3 separate regions of the Homo sapiens genome follow, and all the other regions are linked to region 3. The links are chromatin contacts, found by Hi-C or POLR2A ChIA-PET in ENCODE. All regions are on one chromosome and are shown on one strand. The core of a region is the stretch at or near the end of the contact, and the rest is flanking DNA. Distances in the headings are between cores, read along the strand shown. Region 1 overlaps GNA12 (G protein subunit alpha 12). Region 2 overlaps GNA12 (G protein subunit alpha 12). Region 3 has its middle 49 kb from the start of CARD11-AS1.

Region 1 (3,503 bases), core at 587-3,086, 120 kb before region 3:
CACATTTCTACCAGGGGTGTGTGAGAGCCTGAGTTCCCACCCCCGCCCTCACTGTGCCTTGGGTGGTCGCCTTCCAAAGGGCAGCCTCCTAGGAGAGCATGTGGTGTCTCACCACGGTGTTCAACTGCATGTGTGTCATGACTGATGACGTCGACTGAGCATCTTTTCATGTGTTATTTGCTTCAGGAATCTCTTCTTTGTTCAAATCTTTTGTCCTTTTAAAAAAATTGTTTTCTTGAGTTTTGAGAGTTCTTTACATATTCCGGATAATCTGACAAAGGACTCATATCGAGAATTCCCAAGAAAATGACCAACAACCCAACAGGGCAAAAGATTTGCACAAACCTGTTATAGAAGAGGATATCCCACTGGCCAACAGATGTACAAAAGGTGCCAAACATGCTGGGTGCAGTGGCTCACGCCTGTAATCCCAGCACTTGGGGAGGCAGAGGCAGGCGGATCACGAGGTCAGGAGCTCGAGACCATCCTGGCTAAAATGGTGAAACCCGTCTCTACTAAAAATGCAAAAAATTAGCCGGGCGTGGTGGTGGGCACCTGTAGTCCCAGCTACTTGGGAGGCTGAGGCAGGAGAATGGCGTGAACCCAGGAGGCGGAGCTTGCAGTGAGCCAAGATCGCACCACTGCACTCCAGCCTGGGCAACAGAGTGAGACTCCATCTCAAAAAAAAAAAAAGAAAAAGGTGCCAAACTTATTTAGTCAGGAAAGTTCTTACTTAGAAATGCAAAGTAAAACATCAATTGATACCCACCAGGAGGCTTAAAATCAAGAGGACAATGCCAAGTGTTGGTTAGAACGTGGACTAACTGTCCCACACTGCTGGAGAGACTATAAACCAGTACGGCCAGTTTGGAGAAATAGTTGGCAAACCCAGCAATCCCACTCCTAGGTATATTTCCAAGAGAAATCAGTGCATATATCCATTAAGAGACCTGTCCAAGAATGTTCAAAGCAGCTTTACTCACAGTAGCCAAAAACGAGAAACAAACACCATGTCTGTGAACAGGAGAAGAAATAAATTATGGTGTATTCATTTAATGGAAGGCTATAAAGAAAAAAGAAGAAAATACCAATCCACGTAGCAACACAGATGAATCTCTCAGTCATTAAGCAAAGAAGCCAGCTAAACGATTCCATTTAAACAAACTTCAAAAACAGGCAAAACACTAATCTACAGTGATGGAAGTGAAACTAGCGTGGTCACCAGGAGGAGTGGTATCAATGGGGAAGCAGCGGGAGGGACTTTCTTGGATGCTGAAATGTTCTTTCACGTGGGTGGTGGCTGTGTGAGTAGATACATACGTAAATCTCATTGTGTTGTATACACCTAAGATTTGTGCATTTTGCACACAGAAATTATACTTCAATTAAAACAAATAAACAAGGCTGGGGGCGGTGGCTCACGCCTGTAATCCCAGCACTTTGGGAGGCCGACATGGGTGATCACCTGAGGTTGGGAGTTTGAGACCAGCCTGGCCAACATGGCAAAACCCCTTCTCTACTAAAATACAAAAATTAGCCAGGCGTGGTGGTGGGCATCTGTAATCCCAGCTACTCGGGAGGCTGAGGCAGGAGAATTGCTTGAACCCGGGAGGCAGAGGCTGCAGTGAGCCAAAATCACACCACTGCACTCCAGCCAGGGCGACAGAGTGAGACTCAGTCTCAAAAATAAACAAACAAACAAAACCAGAATGAGATACCTCTACACGGCCACCAGAATGGCTATTTGAAAAAGAGGACAAGCACTGGTGATGAGGTGGAGTAATGGGAACTTGGCCTCTGCTGGTAGAGCACAAATACAAACACTGTGAAAAATCCATGAACACTGAACCCAGGCACACCTGGATGCCCCAGCAAGTCCACCCCTGGACAGCCCTGAGGGAAATGCCTACATCTCTTCACCAAAAGACAGGTTCTTGAATACCTACAGTAACATTTTTGTAATGACGCTGAGCTGGCGTCTACCCGGACGCCCATCACCAGGAGGGCAGGGAACTAAATTGCGGGACATTCACAAAATGGAATTACCATGCAGCAACAAGGAAGAACGTGCCGCAGAATTGGAAGAACCGCACAAAACGAAATGGCGACGAGAAGGAGCCAGTAACACAGGAGTAAATACCGTGTGAGGCCACAGATGAAGCAGCAACGCAGAAATACCCATTCTACAGAACAGCTGGTGTTCACGGTCAGAACTGGTTACTTCTGGAGAGCAGAAGGTGGTGTGAAGATGAAAGGGGTTCTGGGGCACAGGTCATTGTTTCCTGAGCTGGCGGCAGGTCACACAATCTGCTCAGTTTGTGAAAACTGAGTTAATATAGATGCACTTTTATTTCTATACATGTATATGCATATATACACACATGCATGCATATATATGTGTGTATATATATGTAATTCTCCAATAAAAACATTTTTTAAATGAAATAGGGAAAGGTAATAGGTAGTGGTGGGTGCGGTTTTGACTTTAATCAAGATTGTCAGGTAAGATTTCATGAAGATAACATCTGAGTCAAAACCTTGATGAGATAAAGGAGGAAGTGCATTCCAGGCAGAAGGAACAGCAAGCACAAGGGCCCTGATGGCGCTGGGAGGCCCTGAGTGTGCAGGGAGCAGCAGGAAGGCCAGTGCGCCTGCAGCAGTGACAGAGAGGAGGGGAGCAGGAGATGGGCTTGCCGAGGCAAAGGGGGGGTCCAGGTTGCTAATGTGTCGAATGCTTTAATGATATAAGGGTCAAAAAAAGTACAAGGTTTGAGAACCTACAGTCAACACGTGTCACTGAATCTTCATTCCTTTTGCACTTACAGGTTTGTCTTCCTTTTTATATAACTTCTTTCAAAGGTAAATAAAATCAGGCACGTCTAAGAATAAACATAAGTACAAAGCCCAGGGTACTTGTTTTTCCCCCCTTTTAAACACTGTCACATATTTACGCAGCTATCTGTGTTACTGAGCCACCTTCTTACCTGGGGTTGGGTTGACTCATGCACAGTGGTTGGCACAGCAGGCAGTCAAGATATGAGAGTCAATATTAATAATATTCTCAAAAGAGTATGAATTGCACAATTTAATTTACCGACATCCCTTCCCAATTTGGTGGCACCAGACGTGGCTTAAAGAGTTAAACAATTTGGACTTTTCACTATGTGATGAGTTACTTCCCCTCTACTGAGGATGACTAACATCTTTCAAGTTTTTGGATAGACAATACATGCACAGAGTACCAAATTCGTAACAGGGGAGGAGGACGCTAGAGAAACCAGTGTCTCAGCTCCCTAGCTCTCCTTTCTGTAGGCAGCCGCTGCGCCAGCTTCCAGGGTGTTGAGGTTTGATTTGAATAGGCTTAAGATATCCTTTCTCTGGTGCTAGTATGCTGCTTTTAATTTTGCAGCCTCATTTAGGGTTAGATACGGTCATATTAAGTTGATGGGAAGGAGACAGAGCCAGCCTGAATGTCCTGGGTGATGAGGATTGAAGTCATGGGG
Region 2 (3,053 bases), core at 434-2,933, 86 kb before region 3:
AATATAGAAATACATAAAGAAGAAAATTAAATCCTTAAAAATATCACTATCTAGAAATAACTTATTAACATCTAGGAATGTTATCTGTCTTATTCTTTACAGAACATTTTGTAACACTTTAAAATTTTTCTAGCGATGTATCGTAAACACTTTCCTATGTCATTCAAGATTTCAAGATCTGTAATGGCTGCAGAGTAGTCCGACATGTGGGACATGCTAAGATTGAGGTAATCCCTATGGCTGGACATCGGAATTCTTTCCAGTGTATGGAAAGAATAAACAACGATGCAAGGAACTCCTTGATACATCCCTATTTTCACATATATGGCTATTTTCTTGTGACAAATTCCTAGATGTTGAATTATAAAACTGCTGGGTCAAAAAAGTATACACACATTTTTGAGGTTTTGATAAATATTACTAAACTGTTTTCCAGAAAGGTTCTGCCAATTTACACATTTATGTTTAATAACTTTTAATTTTCCTTTATTTTCCCCCAAATTGTTTTTTAGTTGATCTATTTGCTTCACGAAAATTGTCCTCCAATAATATCTAAGCAGTCATGACCTCAAACCACAGCTCAAAGAGAAATCAGGATAACTAGCAACTGAAAATGAGGAAAATTTAGTGTATGTATACTGACAACTGAAAATTAGAAAAAATGGAATAGACATTTGGCTTCTCTACTTCAAATAAGCTTTTATACTGATTTTTATACTTTATTTTCCTCTAAGTCCCATTATAATACAATAATAAGTAATAAAGTACCAATTAGTAATAAAAATGCTTAAATTTCACAAACATGTTTGAATTTCTAGTCTCTTGTTTCCAGTAAGAAAACTAGGCTCAGTCAACACTTCCAATAAAACGTTTCATGAAGGTATAAAGAACAATTTAAAACATTTAGCCTGAGTTCTTAGAAGTTTCAAAATCAAGAGAGCCTTGAATTTGATGGGAGATTTACTATTAATTACTGTCTCCATAAACAGAAATCTCTTTGAATTAATGAGCATTAAAATAAGGTATAAGAGAGAAAAAAAAAAAAACCTAGCCAGGATAACACAGCAGCTTGCTCACTGTTCTCATCCGTTGCCTCTAAGACTATCTGGAGGAAAGTTCAAACTTGCGATAAGACCAAATGGAAAAAAGCTGGAAGAAGTAAATTTAAGTAGTAAATTACTACTGCAGAAAATAAACTCAATGGTAACTTCAACAGCACCAAAAACGCACTTGGACATGGCAATAATTAAATATCAGCATCAGGCAGCCTCACTAAACAAGACGCTGCAGCGTTTCAAATTAAGGGGCCAACCTTAGGCACACACACGACCGAAGAGCAGCCGCTGAGCTCATGAAAAACCTGTTCGCGCAGAAACCGCTCTGTGCCCCGTGGAGGAGCTACGATGAATTATTAGGTGAAAGTACCACAAGCTCCGTGATCATTTTGGGCGCTTCCTCCACTTAGGACTCAGGCTGCTGCTTAATGAAGTCCTGCTCTGCAGGCATCCATCTTCTCTTCTATGGACTGCATGGGTAACTGTTTAGACAACTAAACGGAAAATCTTAATTTATGCTTCATTTGCAATTACAGAGTTGGCCTCTGCAAGTTTCAATATCTCTTTCGGGAATCTGTGAACATGTTTCCTTCTCACGCATACCCAACTCCCTCCTGTAAGCAGTGACCATCATGAGTAGTGCTACCCGACACCCACCTAGAGCAGCGCCTTCAGTGCTTACGGCCTGCACTTGGGTTAAGCCAGAGCTGGCCTACCCAGGCCCTGCTACCATGCTGCCTGAAAAGCTGCTTCTGCACCTTCTGCAGATCAGCAAGGGTGTGGGCCGAGCTGACTGTGGCCTTGGAGGCTGTCTGTCCCTGCAGGCTGGCCACTGGCTGTAGTAGGAGAGTGCCCAGGTGCTGTGGGTTACCCTGGACCATCCTGTGGGCCTGAATTTGGATGGGATGGAGAGGGACCTGGGCCGCACAGGAGGACCTCACTCCCCACAGAGCAGCAGCGGCCTGCAGCTAGGGGAGATGCACCATCCTGAGGTCTGGCCCAGCCTGTCAGCCAATGCCGTGGTTCTACCTTCCAGAGACAGCTACAATTTCCCTACTTCCTGCTGCTCCCATGGCTCTCACTTGGGTCCGGCCACCACCATCTCTCACCTGGATTATGGCAAGTCTTCTAATTGGCTGCTTTGTGTCCACACTTGTCCCCTTCAGTCTACTGTCAAAACCAGTGGTCAAGTTAGCCTGCTAAGCCTAGGTCAGCTCTTATCACCCGCTTTGTTCAAAACCCTACAAGGCTCCCATCTCATTCATGGCAAAAACTCAGGTCCTCAAAGAGGCACATCCTCACTTCTGCCTCAGGCCTTTGCACTTCTGGTTCCTGACAACTGAAACCCTTTGCCCCGGATAGCCGCACGGCTCACTTCCTCAATGCTCAGTGAGGACTGGGGCAGGGAAGCTTCTCAGGGTGGCCTGCCCTTGGCCATCTTATCCAAAACTGCACCCCAGGCCCATCCTTCCCACGCTCCATCCTCGCTTTACTTCCTTGACCACTTCCGGCTGGCTACCCGCCTTCAGAGTCCACTCAGCATCTCCTGTATGATTCTCTCCCCACCGAGCACAAGCCCCACAAGGACAGGGCTCTGCTCTGTTCACACCCGTGTCCCCAGGGCCGGCACAGAGCAGAGGCTCTACCTGTTGGCAGGATGAACTAAGGGACCCCAGGTCCTCATCCGCAAAGTAAGGGCAGCAGTCCTACCTCATACCTGCAGTGAGGAGCACTCAAGTAACAGGTGTTTTATATTAGATAGTCATTAGATCTGTCTTGTACCAAAGTTGATAAAAAATACACAAACCAAACATCATTAGCGTTTCAATGTATTTTTCATTGGAAATTCCACCCTATGATGACTCATTATTGACATTAATACATAAATATTGCCCCATACTTTATTTGAAAAAAAAATTAGTTGTACAATGGATCTGAAAATTCCTCCTAAAACTACCTCCTTTTCGTATGTCAAAGACAAAATTAAAAAGCCGGCTA
Region 3 (3,112 bases), core at 219-2,718:
TGTAGCCCGGGCTGGAGTGCAGTGGCACGATCTCGGCTCACTGCAATCTCTGCCTTCTGGGTTCAAGTGATTCTTCTGCCTCAGCCTCCCAGAGTAGCTGGGATTACAGGCGCCTGCCACCATGCCCGGCTGATTTTTTTTTTTTTTGTATTTTTAGTAGAGATGGGGTTTCACCACGTTGGCCAAGCTAGTCTCAAACTCCTGACCTCAGGTGGTCCGCCTGTCTTGGCCTCCCAAAGTGCTGGGATTACAGATGTGAGTCACCGTACCCGGCGGTTTGTTTGGATTTGGACACTGAATTTGGGGAAATCCAAGCAGAGATGCCAAGAGGACCTGGCTCTACTAGGCTGGCCATTTAACAGCTGGGCTGGAGGTGCCTATGTGGGGGTCCCCTTGCATGTGGGGGGGTCCCCTTGCACGGGCTCACTGGGTCCTCACAGTGACTTCCTGTGGCTCGTCACCCAGCCTTTCTAGTGTGACGTTACCTCCCTGGGCTTACAGAAAGCTGTCAGAGAGCTCAGATGTGGCCATTTCCAACCCTGGGGCTCCACGTCATCCCACAATATGGGCATCTCCCAGCCAACAGACACCCTAGGACTCCTCACTGTGAAATCACATGGGATGGCACATCTGGGGGCCCGGCTACTCCATCACCAAGACCCCAGGCCAGGCGTGGTGGCTCATACCTGTCATCTCAGCACTTTGGTAGGCTGAGGTGGAGGATTGCTTGAGCCCAGGAGTTTGAGACCAGCTTGGGCAACATAATGAGACCCTATTTCTTAAAAAAAAAAAAAAGAAAGAAAATTAGCTAGGTGTGGTGGTGCGTGTGTGTGGTCCCAGCTACTCTGGAGGCTGAGGCAGGAGATTGAGCTCAGGAGGTCGAGGCTGCAGTGAGCTGTGATCATACCACTGCACTCCAGCCTGCGTAACAGAGCAAGAACTTCTCTCAAAAAGAAAAAGAAAAAGGAAAAAGAAAAAAACAAGACACCTAATGTCCACCTGGGCCTTGGCTGGTAACAGCCAAGCAGCTAGTGGTCTAAAAGCCTGTGTGTGTGTGTTTCTTTCTGTTTCTCTTTTTCTCTCTGTTCTGTTTCCCCTCTTCCTGTTTCTGTCTCTCCCTCCCTCCTTCCCTGCCTCCTTCTCCTTCTCTCTCCCTTCCTTGGTCCTTCCTCTCTGTGTCTCCTTCTTCATCCCTTCCTCCGTCCCTCCTCCTCTTCCTCTTCTGTCTCTCTGTCTCCCTGTCTCGCACACACACAGAAGCAAATGCAATTTCACAGCCTCATACCTGCGTTCGTATCCCACCCATCATACAAGCTAGGAGGGGCACACAGCGTCGGTCAAAACAACATCAGAACTGAATGTGACATGTAATAAGGAAGAAAGACAATCCTGTATCAGAGACTCATTTCCAGTCACCCCAAGCCGCGTGGAAACTTTCAATACAATTTTTAGCCAAGCACCTGGGGTTTCAAAGCAGACTGTGCTGAGAGGAGAGGGTGTGAGCCTTTGGCCCCCTGTTCACAAACAGCTAATTTTAGTAGCCAAACAAACCAGAAAGCCCCCAATCCTTTCTCCTCTCTCTCCTCCACGCCCCCGCCTCACCCACCTGCTTCCCGGCGCAGCTGCAGCTCCTGCCCACAGCGTGAGCCCCAGCTTCCTGCCAAGGGCCCCGGCTGTCTTGCCTTGGGGCTGCCAGGGAAGGACGATACCGAGGAGTTCAGGGACCCAGGTTGGGGTGCTCCTGTGCAGAGGACCTTGTTGGCACCAGGGGCCTTGTTGACCCCAGGGGCAGTGCAGGAAGTGGGCCATGCTGGGGACCCTCAGTCAGGACCAACCTCTCCATATCTGGGTCTGCAGGGAGGAGGGGCCAGGGCTCTGAGCTGAGCCCCCACATATGTACCAGTATTGGTGGCCCACCCTTCTCATTCTTTTTTTTTTTTTAAATTTTAATTTTAGTTTTTTTTTTAATTAAAAACTTTTTTTTTTTTTTTTTTTTGAGAGAGAGTCTCACTTCATCACCCAGGCTGGAGTACAGTGGCGAGATCTGGACTCACCGCAACCTCTGCCTCCCGGGTTCAAGCAAGTCTCCTGCCTTAGCTTCCTGAGTAGCTGGGACTACAGGCACACACCACCACGCCCAGCTAATTTTTTGTATTTTTAGTAGAGATGGGGTTTCACTATGTTGGCCAGGCTGGTCTCAAACTCCCAACCTCAGGTATCTTCCCGCCTCCACCTCCCAGAGTGCTGGGATTACAGGCGTGAGCCACTGCGTCCGGCCCCCACCCCTCTCATTTTTCAGCACTGCCTCCTGAGCACCTGGGAACTCCAGTCTTCCTGAATTTTGTCTGACCTTGACCTCTGTCCTTGGACCTGATGCACACCTCAGTGAAGCTTGTACCAAGTAAGCCCTGAGGCGGCCGTGAGAAGCCCTCGAAAGTTCCCCTGTTCATTATTATAGTTACTTTTAGAGACAGGGTCTCACTCTGTGGCTCAGGCTGGATTGTACCATCACGGATTACTGTAGCCTTCAACTCCCGTGCTCAAGTGATCCTCCCACCTCAGCCTCCTGAGTAGCAAGGACTACAGTGTGTGTCACCACGCTGGCCAATTAAACTTTTTTTTGCAAAGACAAGGTCTCACTATGTTTCCCCGGCTGATCTTGAACACCTGGCTTCAAGTGATCCTCCCACCTCGGCCTCCCAAAGTGCTGGGATGAGAGGTGTGAGCCACTGTGCCCAGCTGGAGGTTTCTGTCTTCAGATCTCAGCTCTGTTCCCAGATGTGAGACCCCCCTGAGCCTCAGTTTCCCCATCTGTAAAGTAGGAATGATGGTCACCAGGGGAGCAGGTCTGTGCTGGGTTTGTAAACACCAGGTGTAAATGGGCAGGTGCATGGTAGGTACCCTTGTCTGCTGGAGGGGACCGTTCTCTTTGCCTAGTTTGGAGGTCACCTTCAAGGTTAGAAGACCCAGAGGCCTCAAGCAAAAGGAGCTGCAAGCCCCACTCCGCTCGCCCAAAGCGGGCACTCAGAGGCATGTGTGCGGCAGTGACGGTAATGGGATGTGATGGGAGATCAATGGGAACACAGGCAGCTGCCTGGGTAGGGCTGTGGCT

The links. A loop is a pair of places that touch in the nucleus more often than their neighbours do. ChIA-PET counts read pairs that join two places held with the same protein, here RNA polymerase II (POLR2A). Pooled maps may share reads with other maps.
Region 1: a loop to region 3 is called in a pooled map, with 2.5 times the contacts of the local background. The contact joins two enhancer-like sites. A Hi-C loop is called at or near these places in 2 of 50 pooled maps. POLR2A ChIA-PET finds 5 or more read pairs at or near these places in 3 of 52 experiments (PC-9, Panc1 and activated CD4-positive, alpha-beta T cell).
Region 2: a loop to region 3 is called in a pooled map, with 2.4 times the contacts of the local background. The contact joins two enhancer-like sites. A Hi-C loop is called at or near these places in 1 of 50 pooled maps. POLR2A ChIA-PET finds 5 or more read pairs at or near these places in 3 of 52 experiments (A549, H1 and RWPE1).

Annotation. Positions count from the first base shown.
Region 1 is chr7:2,771,880-2,775,382 of GRCh38, forward strand. The region is part of intron 2 of GNA12 (G protein subunit alpha 12); the gene reads right to left. Among named protein-coding and RNA genes, the nearest start is that of GNA12, 71 kb to the right of the region's middle. RefSeq lists an enhancer at 1,048-1,097. Within about 2 kb of position 1,837, at least 6 of the 41 ENCODE cell types and tissues checked have a DNase peak (open chromatin) inside an H3K27ac peak, as active enhancers do.
Region 2 is chr7:2,806,553-2,809,605 of GRCh38, forward strand. All of the region lies in intron 1 of GNA12 (G protein subunit alpha 12), which reads right to left. Among named protein-coding and RNA genes, the nearest start is that of GNA12, 36 kb to the right of the region's middle. RefSeq lists enhancers at 1,366-2,223, 2,224-3,053. Within about 2 kb of position 1,684, at least 4 of the 41 ENCODE cell types and tissues checked have a DNase peak (open chromatin) inside an H3K27ac peak, as active enhancers do.
Region 3 is chr7:2,893,208-2,896,319 of GRCh38, forward strand. No RefSeq gene overlaps it. Among named protein-coding and RNA genes, the nearest start is that of CARD11-AS1, 49 kb to the right of the region's middle. Within about 2 kb of position 1,469, at least 5 of the 41 ENCODE cell types and tissues checked have a DNase peak (open chromatin) inside an H3K27ac peak, as active enhancers do.